Regions from separate parts of the Homo sapiens genome. Here all the other regions are linked to region 3. A link is an interaction called in ENCODE POLR2A ChIA-PET data of the cell type or tissue named here. Cell type or tissue: MCF 10A. All regions are shown on one strand.

Region 1 (4,000 bases), 64 kb after region 3:
TCACCCCTGTAATCCCAGCACTTTGGGAGGCTTAGGCAGGAAGATCACTTGATCCCTGGTGTTTGAGACCAGCCTGAGCAACATAGCAAGACCTTCTCTTTACAAAAAGTAAAAATTAAATTAGCTGGGCATGGTGGTGGGCGGCGGTAGTCATAGCTACTCAGGAGACTGAGGCAAGAGAATCACTTGAGCCCAGGAGGTCGAGGCTACAGGGAACCATGATTGCACCACTGCCTCCAGCCTGGGTGACAGAGTGAGACCCTGTCTTCGAAAAAAAAAAAAAAAGAAAGAAAGGAAGGAAAAAAAGAAAGAAAAGAAAAAAAAGAAACAGTGGTCGTGAGGAGCAGAACTCAAGCCTACAAGTCAAAAAGCAGGGGTGTTGGGGGGGGGGCGCGTGCGGCAGGAGCGGAATAAAACCTGTCATATTTTTTTTTTTCCAGAGACAAAGTCTCGCTCTGTCGCCCAGGCTGGAGTGCAGTGGTGTGATCTTGGCTCACTGCAACCTCTGCCTCCCGGGTTCAAGAGATCCTCCCACCTCAGCCTCCCATGTAGCTGGGACTACAGGTGCATGCCACCACGCCCAGCTAATTTTTATATTTTTTATAGAAACGAGGTTTCACCATGTTGGCCAGGCTGGTCTCAAAATCCCGAGCGCAAGTGATCTGCCCACCTTGGCCTCCCAAAGTGCTGGGATTACAGGTGTGAGCCCCGTGCCTGGCAGAGAGTTGTGTCTTGATAAAATGGCCCTCAACAGTGCCCCGAGTGGATTAAAATCTCAAAGAACTCAGAAGTGAAAAGAAGATGATGTGCTTTGGAAAACAGAATTAGAAGACTCAAGAAGTGGTTCTTGAAGATAACGGCACCAATGTTGATGACACAGGTGATGGATGTGAGTAAAGGGACCCGAATGTGAAGTGGAAGAAGCATGTCTTCTAAATTAATGCATTGCATGAGGGTGAGTCAACTGTTGCACCGTCAACCCAGACATTTACGAGAGGTGGCGCCATGGGTTTCTTCTTCACACAAGTTCTAGTTGGGTGTGTGTGGGTGGTCTTCCACATGGTGACTCAGGGCCCAGGCCCTTTCATTGTGGTGGATTCACCATCACCCAGGCTCCAGTGTCTGGGGAGGATTCCTGGCATCCAGCCAGAAGATGGGGAAGGCTGGGTGTGAGGAGTTTCCAAGGCCAGGCATGGAAGCGGTGCCCACCATTATGTCCCAATCTCATTGGACAGACTCTGTCATGTGACTGTCCTGACTGCAACAGAGGCTGGGAAATGGAGACAACCTGTACTGTCAGGAGTAAGAGGAAGCAATTTGATGAACAACTGGCTAGTCTCTACCCCACACCCTGTCTTATCTCACTTTTGATTTCAAAATGCATTTCTAATTTAATCAATGAATTATATTTTATAAGCACTCATGTGACTTTTCCATCCACAATCAAAACATTTACATCTTGAAGATGGATAAAAAACATTTTAGAGGATCCAGTTGGACATTGCCCTGTGTTTACGGTTCCCTTGTATGTAAGGCACAATTGTTAGTTCTTGGTTTGGAAAGATGTTTGCATTAGATTCAGTGAAAAAAGCAAGTTAAAGAGCTCACACCTACAGAGGTTCTACTGTCGCCCACACAACAACAACTCAGGAGGTGAGTGGCTTGGCTGGAGAGTTCAGCGTGGGACCCCCACAGCGTGGCTTCAGCATTTATTGCCTCCTGTGACCACACGGGAGGTAGAAGATGATTTTATTTTTCTGTGAAAAAAAATGTGTATATGCATGGAAAAATGTGTATAAGCAAACACCCCAAAATATTAATAGTGACGATTCCTTGAGAATAGAAAGGGGGAAAATTTTAGCAAAATATTAGTAAACATTTTATTTGCCCATACATACGGAAAAGTGCACAAATTGCGAACGTCCAGCTTGATGAATTTTCACAATTCCCATGTATAATCAGCACCCGATTAAGGCATAGAACATTCTAGACCTCCTTCCAGGCCCTCCCTCCTCTCCCAAGGGTGGCCAGCCCAGCTCCAAATGCCCCAGGCTAGTTTCCAAGGTTGTGGCCTCTGAGTCATCATAAACAGAGCCTCCCAGGGTCTGGCCTCTTGCACACAGACTTGTGCTGTGAGAGTCATCCTTGCTGTGTGTGCGCGAAGCTGTTCATTTCCTTGCTGTATAGTGGAGCAGAGGCGATCTCAGCTTTCCGGTATGATGATTTATATTTCTCATTAATCTTCAAAATTTTCAAAAATCAAATGGAGGAAAAAAACAAGTTGATTTTCCAACAACAAAAACCCAGCGCTGTCCTGGGACCTCTGGTCCAGGAAAAGCTGCAAAACATACCATTTCTGGCCTCGGCCAGCCTGTCTGTCTGTCAGCAGCGTCACCGCAGGCGGCTCCTCTTGGGTCCCATGATCCAACTCCAGCAGGCAGATGAGGCCTGGAGCCAGGCGGGCGGCAGCCCAGCTCCAGCTAAATATACGTGTGGGAGGCTCCTCCCGGCCTGTGGGTCCCTCCTGGCCCTTTTCTTTCCCACTAAAGCTGGAGGTTCGGGAGAACAAAGGCAGCTCCCCTGAAAGAGCCAAGGCCAGGCGGGAGGTGCCCTGGAGAGCGGCCGAGCCCGAGAGCCGGGGCAGGGCTGCCTCAGACCAGAGAGCCGGCCCTGCCAGCCATCGGCCGTCGAAGAAGGCGTGCAGCTTACGCAGACCTCGGGTGATTTTGGAGCAAAGCTCCCAGCACTTAGCTGAAACGGAAAGGCCTCTGCAGCCTGGAGGACATATGGGGTTCCCCCTCCCCTCCGAGGCCAGGCTGCGGGCAGGCGTTCTGGAGCCTCCAGGTCTCCCACACCACCCACGCCCCGTGAGCTTGCAGGAGCTGCCTGTCTCCTGGAGTGCTTCCTCCTGACTGTGCCATGAGCACACGCGCTAGATACACGCTGGCCTTCTTGCCTTCCTAGCATGGGAAGGAGCTAGAACCAAGGGAAAGATGGGCCAGAGCGTCCCTCTGCCGTGTGGCTCAGGGGAAACAGCTCTGCTCACATCTCCAGGATCTGCCTTGGAGGCTCAGGAGGAGGTGGGTGCAGAGCCAGCCAGAGGGCTTTGCATCCCAGCCCCACTGGCCACCACCTGTGTGGTCATAGGAAAACCATTTTGCCTCTAGAGTCTCAGTTCCCTCATCTGTAAAATGGGGATGACTGTAGGACCCGAATTATAGTGTTGTGAGAATTAAGTGGGTTAAAAAAATAAAACTCTTAGAACAATATTGGGCTCATGATAAGCACTTGATATTATTAGGTGTGCAAACTCACACATGCACACATACACTAATACATACACACACACACATTCATGCATGTACACACGTACCAGTACACACATACACATACATACACAGCCATGCACACAGGGACAATTCACATATATATACGTATATACACATGCAAGCATACATATATCTATACATATGTACATTACACATGTATACACACACATGCATACAGAGACACACTATGACACACACACACACACACGCACATGTGAGTCACCTAAAATCTGGACCAGGGCCACGTGCAGCCCTAGAGAAGGAGAAATCTCGCCGTGCCTGGCGCAGTGGCCTTGGGAAGGTCTCCTACTTGTTATTCATTCTCCTTCTAAATTATTATTCATTCTTACTAATGACAAAGCGGTTCCTCTCTTGGGTCAGAGGCTGGCCCTGCTGTCTTAGATTGGATTCCCTGGGGAGCCAGTTCCCTGGGAGCTGGGATCTGAGTAGAAAGAGTCTGTCGGGAGGGGATCCAAGAAGCACAGTGGGAGAGTGGGGGCGCAGTGGGGAAGGGAAGGAGCCAGCCGAGATGTGGCAGTAAGCAGCTGGGGCTCTGTCCTGCTGCAGTGTGGGGGCAGGGGGCAGTCGCAGGACAAACCGCAAACCTTGACTCCCGTTTGTTGTTGGACGAGGGCTGCTCCTGGGGCGAAAAATCCCAGCACTTCCAGCCT
Region 2 (4,000 bases), 300 kb before region 3:
AGAGAGACAGAGGTAAAGTATGTGTGAGAGCGTGCATGAATGTGTGTATGAGAGTGTGAGAGTGAGGGTGTGAAATTGAGAATCAATGTGTGTGTGAAAGTGTGACAGGGAGTGTGCAAGCGTATGAGCGTGACTCTGGACGAATGCATGCATGCAGACATGTTTAGAGGCTGAATGTGTTTTGAGTGTGTGTGAGTGCATATGTATGTGAGAATATGTGAGTGCATATGAGTGCATATGTGTGTTTGTGTGACTGCATGTGTGTGTGTGAATGTGAGATTGTGCTGTGTGAATGTGAGTTTGTGCATGTGTGTGTGAATTCGTGTGAGTGCATGTGTGTGTATGTGTGAAGACTGCATAAGTGTGAGTGCATGTGTGTGAATTTGTGTGCACGTGTGTGAGTGTATGAGTGCATGTGTGTATGTGTAAATGTGAGTATATGTGTACGTGAAGAATGCATAAATGTGTGTGAGTGCAGGTGTGTGTGTATGTGTGAAGACTGCGTAAGTGTGAGTCAGTGCATGTGTGTGTGAGAGGGTGAGTGTGTGAGAGCGTGTGTGTGTGATATTTACTGAGCCCCACACCCACTCCTGTCCCAGACGGCCACACGCCCCTGTGCTGGGCACTAACAATACAGAGGCCACCAGGTTGTAACTCCCACCCCAAAGAAGCGACGATCCAGCCGAGGACGCTGAACGCACCTCTAGAATGCAGTGCAATAGGGCACAGACCCATAGTTCCTCGAGGACCGGGACAGAATGTCCTCTCCCTCCCGAAGCTCAGTGCTGAGCACATGACTGATGCTAACATGCATGGTTGGTGGTTGGTGGCTTGTTGTTGGTGGCTGGTTGTTGATGAGCTGATTGGTTGGTTGGGTAGTTGGTTGGGTGGGTGGATCATTGTTCATTAGTTGGTTGGTTACTGATGTTAGTTGGCTGGCAGAGAACAAAAACCAGATAAGCCAGCATGGTACCCTAAACAGAACATGGACTTTGGGGTCACAGAACATGAATCCCACTCCTAACTCTGCCTTTTCCAAGCTCTGTGGTCATGAGAAAGCCCCTTCACACTGACATTTCCATGCCATAGGTTCCTCATCTGTAAAATAGGGATAATGGTAGCTACTTTGCAGTTAACACACATACAGTGACTAGGACATTAAGGGCACTCAGTGAATGGCAGACACTGTCACTATTATTCAACATGGAAATGAAGGATTAGATTCTGGAGTGTGTAAGACATCTTTCCTGCAACCCCCAACGTGACATCACTCGAGATTCTGCACACCGTCTCCACGTAGGCCCATGAGAAAAAAATACGAGTCACAACCATTGCATAATATGAGCCAGCCTATAACTTACAAAGTGCACAGAACTCTTGAAGGAATTTCAAAGCCCATGGAGCTCAAAGCCCCCTTCCTCTGGCCATTTGGGATTAATGACTAGCCCGAAACACACATATCTCATAGAGAGAAGGTTCGCCAAAAGTCACCAGCACATGACTTAGAAGCCTCCAAAACACTTTGCAGTTTGCAAAGCACTTTCACATATATTATGTCATGTGGCCCTCAGTGTACTCCTGAAAGGTAGACAGGACTCAATTAGTCTCCCCATTTACAGATGAGGAAACTGAGGCTCAGAGAAGCAAAGTTACTCAAATAAGTCACACAGCGGAGTACAAGATACAAGCTGTCTTTCCAATACTGAGATACATGGTCAATGTCTTAAAGCACAAATGGGCTGGGCATGGTGGCTCATGGGTGGGCATGGTGGCCCAGCATTTTGGGAGGCCGAGGTGGGAGGATCTCTTGAGCCCAGGAGTTCAAGACCAGCCCTGGTAACACAGCAAGACCCCATCGCTACAAAGAGAAAAAAAAAATTAGTCAGGCATAGTGATGAGTACCTGTTATCCCAGCTACTTGGGAAGCTGAGATGGGAGGATCACCTAAGCCTGGGAGGTCGAGGCTGCAGTGAGCCATGACTGCACCATTGCACTCCTGCCTAGGTGACACAGTGAGACTCTGTCTCAAAAAAACAAACAAATAAAACAAAAAAACCCCTAACAATCTGGAAATTGTTCAGATCAACAAAAAAGCACTAAAGGATACTTGGAGGTGTGGCAAAGTAGGAATTCCATTATAAAGTAATAAAAACTAAATTCCTAGTTCAACTCATAGAAAAACAGTAAACTCCAGATACATTAAATAACTAAATATGAAAGGCAAAAAAATTAAAAATGTGGAGGAAAACACAGGAAATAGCTTTATAAATTTTGAGAAAGATTTCTTAAACAAGAGGTAAAGACAATATCATAAAGGAAAAAATAATACATTTGGAGATTGAGGGTTATGAGGCTGAGTCCCAATAAAGGACTCAATAGTGGCATTTCAGCAGTAAGCAGAGAAAACATCCAGGAGTGGCTGAATTCCTTCACATCTTCCTAGAATGCAATAATATATTCTGTCAAAGTCTTCAGCCTATCAAGAAACACTTATTATCACCAACATCATAACCATCATCATAACCATTACCATAATATATCTTCACCATCATCATCACCATTGTCACCATCATCATCACCATCACTACCACCACCATCATTATCCACCGTCATCCATCATCATCACCACCATCACCATCACCACCACCACCACCATCGCCATCACCACCACCATCATCATCCATTATCACCCTCACCATCATCATCACCACCATCACCACCACCACAACCATCATCATCCATTATCATCACCCTCGCCATCATTATCACCATCCATTATCATCATCATCATCACCACCATCATCATCCATCATCATCATCATAATCACCACCATCACCATCACCACCATCACCATCACTACCACCACCATTATCCACCATCATCCATCATCATCACCACCATCACCATCACCACCACCACCTCATCACCATCACTACCACCACCATTACCATCACCACCACCACCATCACCATCACCACAACCACCATCACCACCACCACCATCACCATTACCACCACCATCACCACCACCACCACCATCATCACCACCACCACCATCACCATCACCACCACCATCACCATCACCATCACCACCACCACCACCACCACCATCACCACCACCACCACCATCACCATCACCACCACGACCATCATTATCACCACCACCACTACCACCACCATTACCACCACCATGACCATCATCATCACCACCACTACCACCACCATCATCACCATCACCACCACCATCACCACCACCACCATCATCACCATCACCACCACCATCACCACCACCACCATCATCATCACCACCACCATCATCACCATCACCACCACCACCATCACCACCACCACCACCATCATCACCACCACCATCACCATCACCACCACCACCATCGTGATCCATTATCATCACCCTCACCATCATCACTGCCATCATCACCACCTCCACCACCACAACCATCATCACCACCATTATCATCATCACCATCATCATCACCATTATCATCACCCTCACCATCATTATCACTATCAGCATCATATTTCTAGAAATAGTAGCAACTAACATGTACTGAGCACTTACCATGCACATTTAATCTTATGCACTTTGTCTACATTCACTTATTTATTTCTTACAAAAACCCTCATAGGCATAGGTAGAATCACTGTTCCCATTTGGTAGATGAGAAGCTGAGGCCCACAGAGGTTATAAGATCTACCTCTGGTACCACCGCTGGAAAATCGCGGGTTTGACACCAGGACTGGTGCACACCCACACCCTCTGTCCTCTTTAGGTGCTGGCTTATGCCTGTCATGCTGAGTTATCTGCCAAATGACTTCAGATCTGCCACCTTAAAGTCCACCCTCTTCACATGTGGGCCCAAATACATTCATCTATACATTTCACAAAAGTTCGTTAAGACCTACTAGATCCTAGGGGTTGTTCAAGACCCCAGAGACCTGGAGTTTGATTTCACATGGCTCATTTAATTGCGTTCTGATG
Region 3 (4,000 bases):
GGCTGACTCCATTCTTCTCCCCAGGGCTACACCAGCTCTAGCTTCCTGGCCGCCAGTTTCCCCAGCAACTTCATTTTGTTTATTTGCAATGGCTTATTGGGGTCTCCTGGAGAAAAGATTCTCAGCTGAGTTCCAGAAAATGAACACGCTCTCCCCGTGCTCGGAGAGCTCCCAGCTGTTCTCTTGGCTGGCCGGCTCAGAAGAAATGATGTTAGGAATGTTTATCTCGGAGGAAGCGGAAGAGCTCCTTTCAGCAAAATAAGAATGAACCACAAAACAGGGTGCAGGGGGCCTTGTCAAGGCATCATAGCGTGGTGCCATGGGAACATCCCCTTCCTTTGTCCTGCCTCAGCTGACAGTGCCTCGGAGATGCCCTGAGCTACGTCAGCCCGGCTGGCATCCAAGGGGTTCCTTATTGGCTCACAAGACACGTTGCTTTTTCAGGACCAGAGAGACTTGGAGGTCCTCACCTGCAGCCCTGGGCCTTTGTTTAGGCTGTGCTGTGAGGCTGGCTCTCTGTGGTCAGCATCTCAGCGTCCCTGCCTGGCCAGCAAAGGGGTGACATTTTCCTTGGGTGCCCTCTTGCAACATGGCGTTAAATTCTCAAAAAGGTGCAAACCCTTAGGGTGAAGTTTGTGTCTAGAATATAATGGTTAAGGGCCTCGGTTCTGGAGTCAGAATGACCAGGGTTTGGGTTCCGGCTCCATTGCTTTATAGCTGCCTGAGCCTCCGTTTCCCAGTGTGTGGAACAGCTGGTAACCAGCATTCCTACTCCCATGGGTGTTGGAGACATGAATGAGATCGTCATTACAAAGCGTTCAGCACAGGTTAAGTGCTGATAGGTGGAAAGGAGATAATCAGTGGTAGCGATTATTATTTTAGTTGTCTACTTATAAAATCAGAAAATCGGAAATAGAAAAATACAAAGAAGAAAACTAAAAGTGCATGTAGCCCCATGGCCCGGCAATCCGCGCCGCTGGCCTTTTGTTAGCTGTCCTTCCTGGTTTTTTCCTGTGGGTGTGTATGCATGTATATTTCATAGGATCTGGTCATTGTTGAATGAGGATAGTTTATGTATGTATAGACATGTTAGTTTTTTCTTAATACCAGGCATAATGTATCTTAACCCACTTTTTTAAAACTTAAAAATACATGGAGAACACATTCTCCAAATCATTACATTTTACCATATTGCATATTTTTTCACTTTGTAATGTTTCGAAGTAAGGATGTGTTTTAGAATCAATGTCGAAAGAAATGTGCCAGCTATTTCTTCTTTTTCCCCCCAAAAATGGGGGTTATGATGACACTGGTAATACAAATAACAAATGATGGCTTCTCAGATTCAAAGAAACACAGCAGCCTAAAAGATCCTTCTTAATTTCCACAAAGGATTCCTCAGTGCCAGTGTTGTCATTAGCTCAATTGACCTCTATTTTTGGACATTTTGGCTCCTTCGGTTTTTTTTTTCACTATTACCCACCATGCCGCACAATAGAGTCTGCAGGGAACGCAATTCGATGGGCCAACGCGCCCTGAGGGATGGAGGCGGGGTGGAAGGTGGAGGGACCTGAGATTTTCTGTCAAGGTCATGGCCAGCCTGTGCTGGCCTTGTAGGGAGAAAGATAGGGGATAAGTACCCCAGCCTCCCTCCCCGCCCTCTCTCACATCTCATGCCAGGGCTCCCCCAGCGGGAAGCAGAGAGGGTGAGGAAGGGCGAGGGTATGGTTCTCAGGCCAGCCCCTGGGCAGGGAGAGAGTGACCCTGGTTGGGCAGCCCTGTGGCCCAGCACACCAGCCCTGTGGAGCTGAGATGCCGGCTTTAGATGGGGGGACTTACAACACGGGCTTTCCCTTCCCCAGTGGAACAGAAGGCGCCGGCGAGAGGCCCTCCTTGTCAGCGCCAGGGACAGATTGCTCAAGAATCTGCGTGCTCCAAGGCACAAGAGGGGTGCTGTCTCCTTTTCTGGAGTTCCGTCTCATGCCTACGTTTCGGGTAGGATGCTATTTTTAAGTGACTGGCACCGTGGATCAGTACACTTGGAGGGAGGAGAGGGGATGCCACACATAGCAGGGGTGGGTGCTGCGAGCAGGGGTGGGGAGAGGAAAGGGGGCTGCGTTCGAGCCACTCTGACAATGAGGCTGAGGGCTGGCTGGCTGTCACACCCACGGCCGACATTAATCACATCCTGCCTGGCACTCCCCAGCAGCTCTGACACATGTGGCCGCACCCCACTTCTGGAAAGCTCCCCGCTCAGGCTCTGCAGAGCGTTTCTCGCGACACTTCCCGTGCTGGATCCGTGCCGCCAGCATGGATTCCTTCAGCCTGGCTCCGGCCTGGGGTGGGCTCTGAGCCGCCATGGGACTAGGCAGAACACGCTGTGTGCAATGCAAGGCTGAGCACGCTGGGCCCCTTCGGGATGCTGGCGGTTACATGGGCAGTGGGACGGGTGGAGTGACACGGAACATGCCTCAGTTGCTTCTCCAGCTAGGGTTTTGGGGTTGCAAGCAAGAGAACCTGGCTCTTGCTAACCATGTTGGGGCTGGAGGCAAGGGTTTACCGGTAGGACCTGAGCTAGCTACAGAGTGGAGAGGTAAGATGAGAGCCAGCCCACAGGAAGGCCGGAGTGAAACAGCGTTGGGGGCCTGAAAGATGGGGACTAACAAGCAGCCTCTGGCTGGGAGGTTCTTCCGGGATCAATTTGCTCCATGCTACAGAGGGGACTTGCTCAGGGCGACGTGGCTAATTGGAGGCACGGACAATCTCCGAACTCAGACCTCTGACGGATGCCGTCCTCTGACCAGCCTAAAGCTGCCGGGGTCCTCCCAGCTCAGGGACGCTGTCCTCACAGGAATGCCTAATGGGGCTTCCTCCCTGCCCATCCCAACCCCTGGGGCCACACATTGCTTATTTTGGATTACACCGGGCAGCCTGTGCCCCGGTCAGAGGCAGGGAGAGCTTGGGCAGGACTGGGGAGTGTGACTCATTTCTGTCTACCCAGCCAAGCACCAAAGGCGATGCTGGCAAGCGGGAGACGGTCCACAGCCACTCACCAGCAGCCAGAAGCCAGGCTCAGGACAGCCAGGCCTCAGCTTACACAGAGGCCACCAAAGAATGGCCCGGCAGGATGCCAAACCTCATTTATCTGAGCGGAGCAAGGCCGCCTGGTCAGTGTCCACTCCACACCCAGGCCCTCCTCTCTTTGCTGCGGCCACAGCAGACACGCCAGCTGCCCCATCGCTGCACAATGCCAAGCCTCCGTCCACCTCGCCCTGAACGCCCTTCCCCCGTGTCCCTCCTATCTCCGTGAACGTGGCATGAGAGAATTCACGCTCTGCAGTCAGAAATCCAATGCCTGGTGTCACAACTTCCCAGCTATAGATCTTGGGCGAGTTGCATCCCTTCTCTCTGCCTCAGTTTCCTCCTTTGTAAAATGGGGATAAGACCTTCTTTGCAGGGTTTGACAGCCAGGAATCAGGTGTGCAAAAGTGGAGGTGTGGTTCATCACAGGGGCCTGCTGTGGTGGCTGTCCTTCTCCTAATAGCCACATTCCCCGGACCCAGCTGGGAGGAATGTGCCAACCCCCGGTTTGCTCTCCCTCTTCCTGTCTCAGTGATCCAGGCCATAAAAATGGCTCCTCCCAGATGCTGTAAGATAGAAGCTGCATTGCCCTCGTGGCAGGAAGGGGACATTTGGGCTACTTCAAACCAAACCAAACAAAAAACTCACTGTCATCAATTCTTGCCTTCTAAAGGGAGGGGCACATTTCATCTTGGGGATGCTGGCCTGGGGATTCCAGCTAGCCAAGAGCAGAGGAAACATCATTTCCAAGCACCAGCTAGTGCTCTGTGCTGCTAGAAGTCCCAGAGTATCCTGTCCTGGCTCAGTTGAGCCCCTTAGTGAGCTCAGGACTCTTTTGGCTGCCAATGACAGAAATTCGACCTGAATCACTTACAGGAAAAATAATATATATTATATATTATAAAATATATATAAATAT

What was found. Peaks named below come from ENCODE experiments on the same cell type or tissue, not always from the same donor. Only the 100,000 strongest peaks of a DNase experiment are listed, where the experiment ranks them.
Region 1: POLR2A ChIA-PET joins it to region 3 with 8 read pairs; 1 of 35 experiments calls an interaction of 5 or more read pairs at or near these places.
Region 2: POLR2A ChIA-PET joins it to region 3 with 6 read pairs; 2 of 35 experiments call an interaction of 5 or more read pairs at or near these places.

The regions. Positions count from the first base shown.
Region 1 is chr16:87,579,945-87,583,944 of GRCh38, forward strand. LOC124903749 (a long non-coding RNA gene) reads left to right here and starts at 2,040. Exons shown (of 2, transcript XR_007065171.1): 1 at 2,040-2,214. In MCF 10A, no CTCF peak of the experiment used is centred here; DNase peaks (open chromatin) are centred at 1,117, 2,087 and 2,417.
Region 2 is chr16:87,219,096-87,223,095 of GRCh38, forward strand. The region is part of intron 2 of LOC101928708 (a long non-coding RNA gene); the gene reads left to right. Among named protein-coding and RNA genes, the nearest start is that of C16orf95, 96 kb to the right of the region's middle. In MCF 10A, no CTCF peak of the experiment used is centred here; no DNase peak of the experiment used is centred here.
Region 3 is chr16:87,515,784-87,519,783 of GRCh38, forward strand. No RefSeq gene overlaps it. Among named protein-coding and RNA genes, the nearest start is that of ZCCHC14-DT, 24 kb to the left of the region's middle. RefSeq lists an enhancer at 3,076-3,673. In MCF 10A, no CTCF peak of the experiment used is centred here; DNase peaks (open chromatin) are centred at 1,968, 2,278 and 2,898.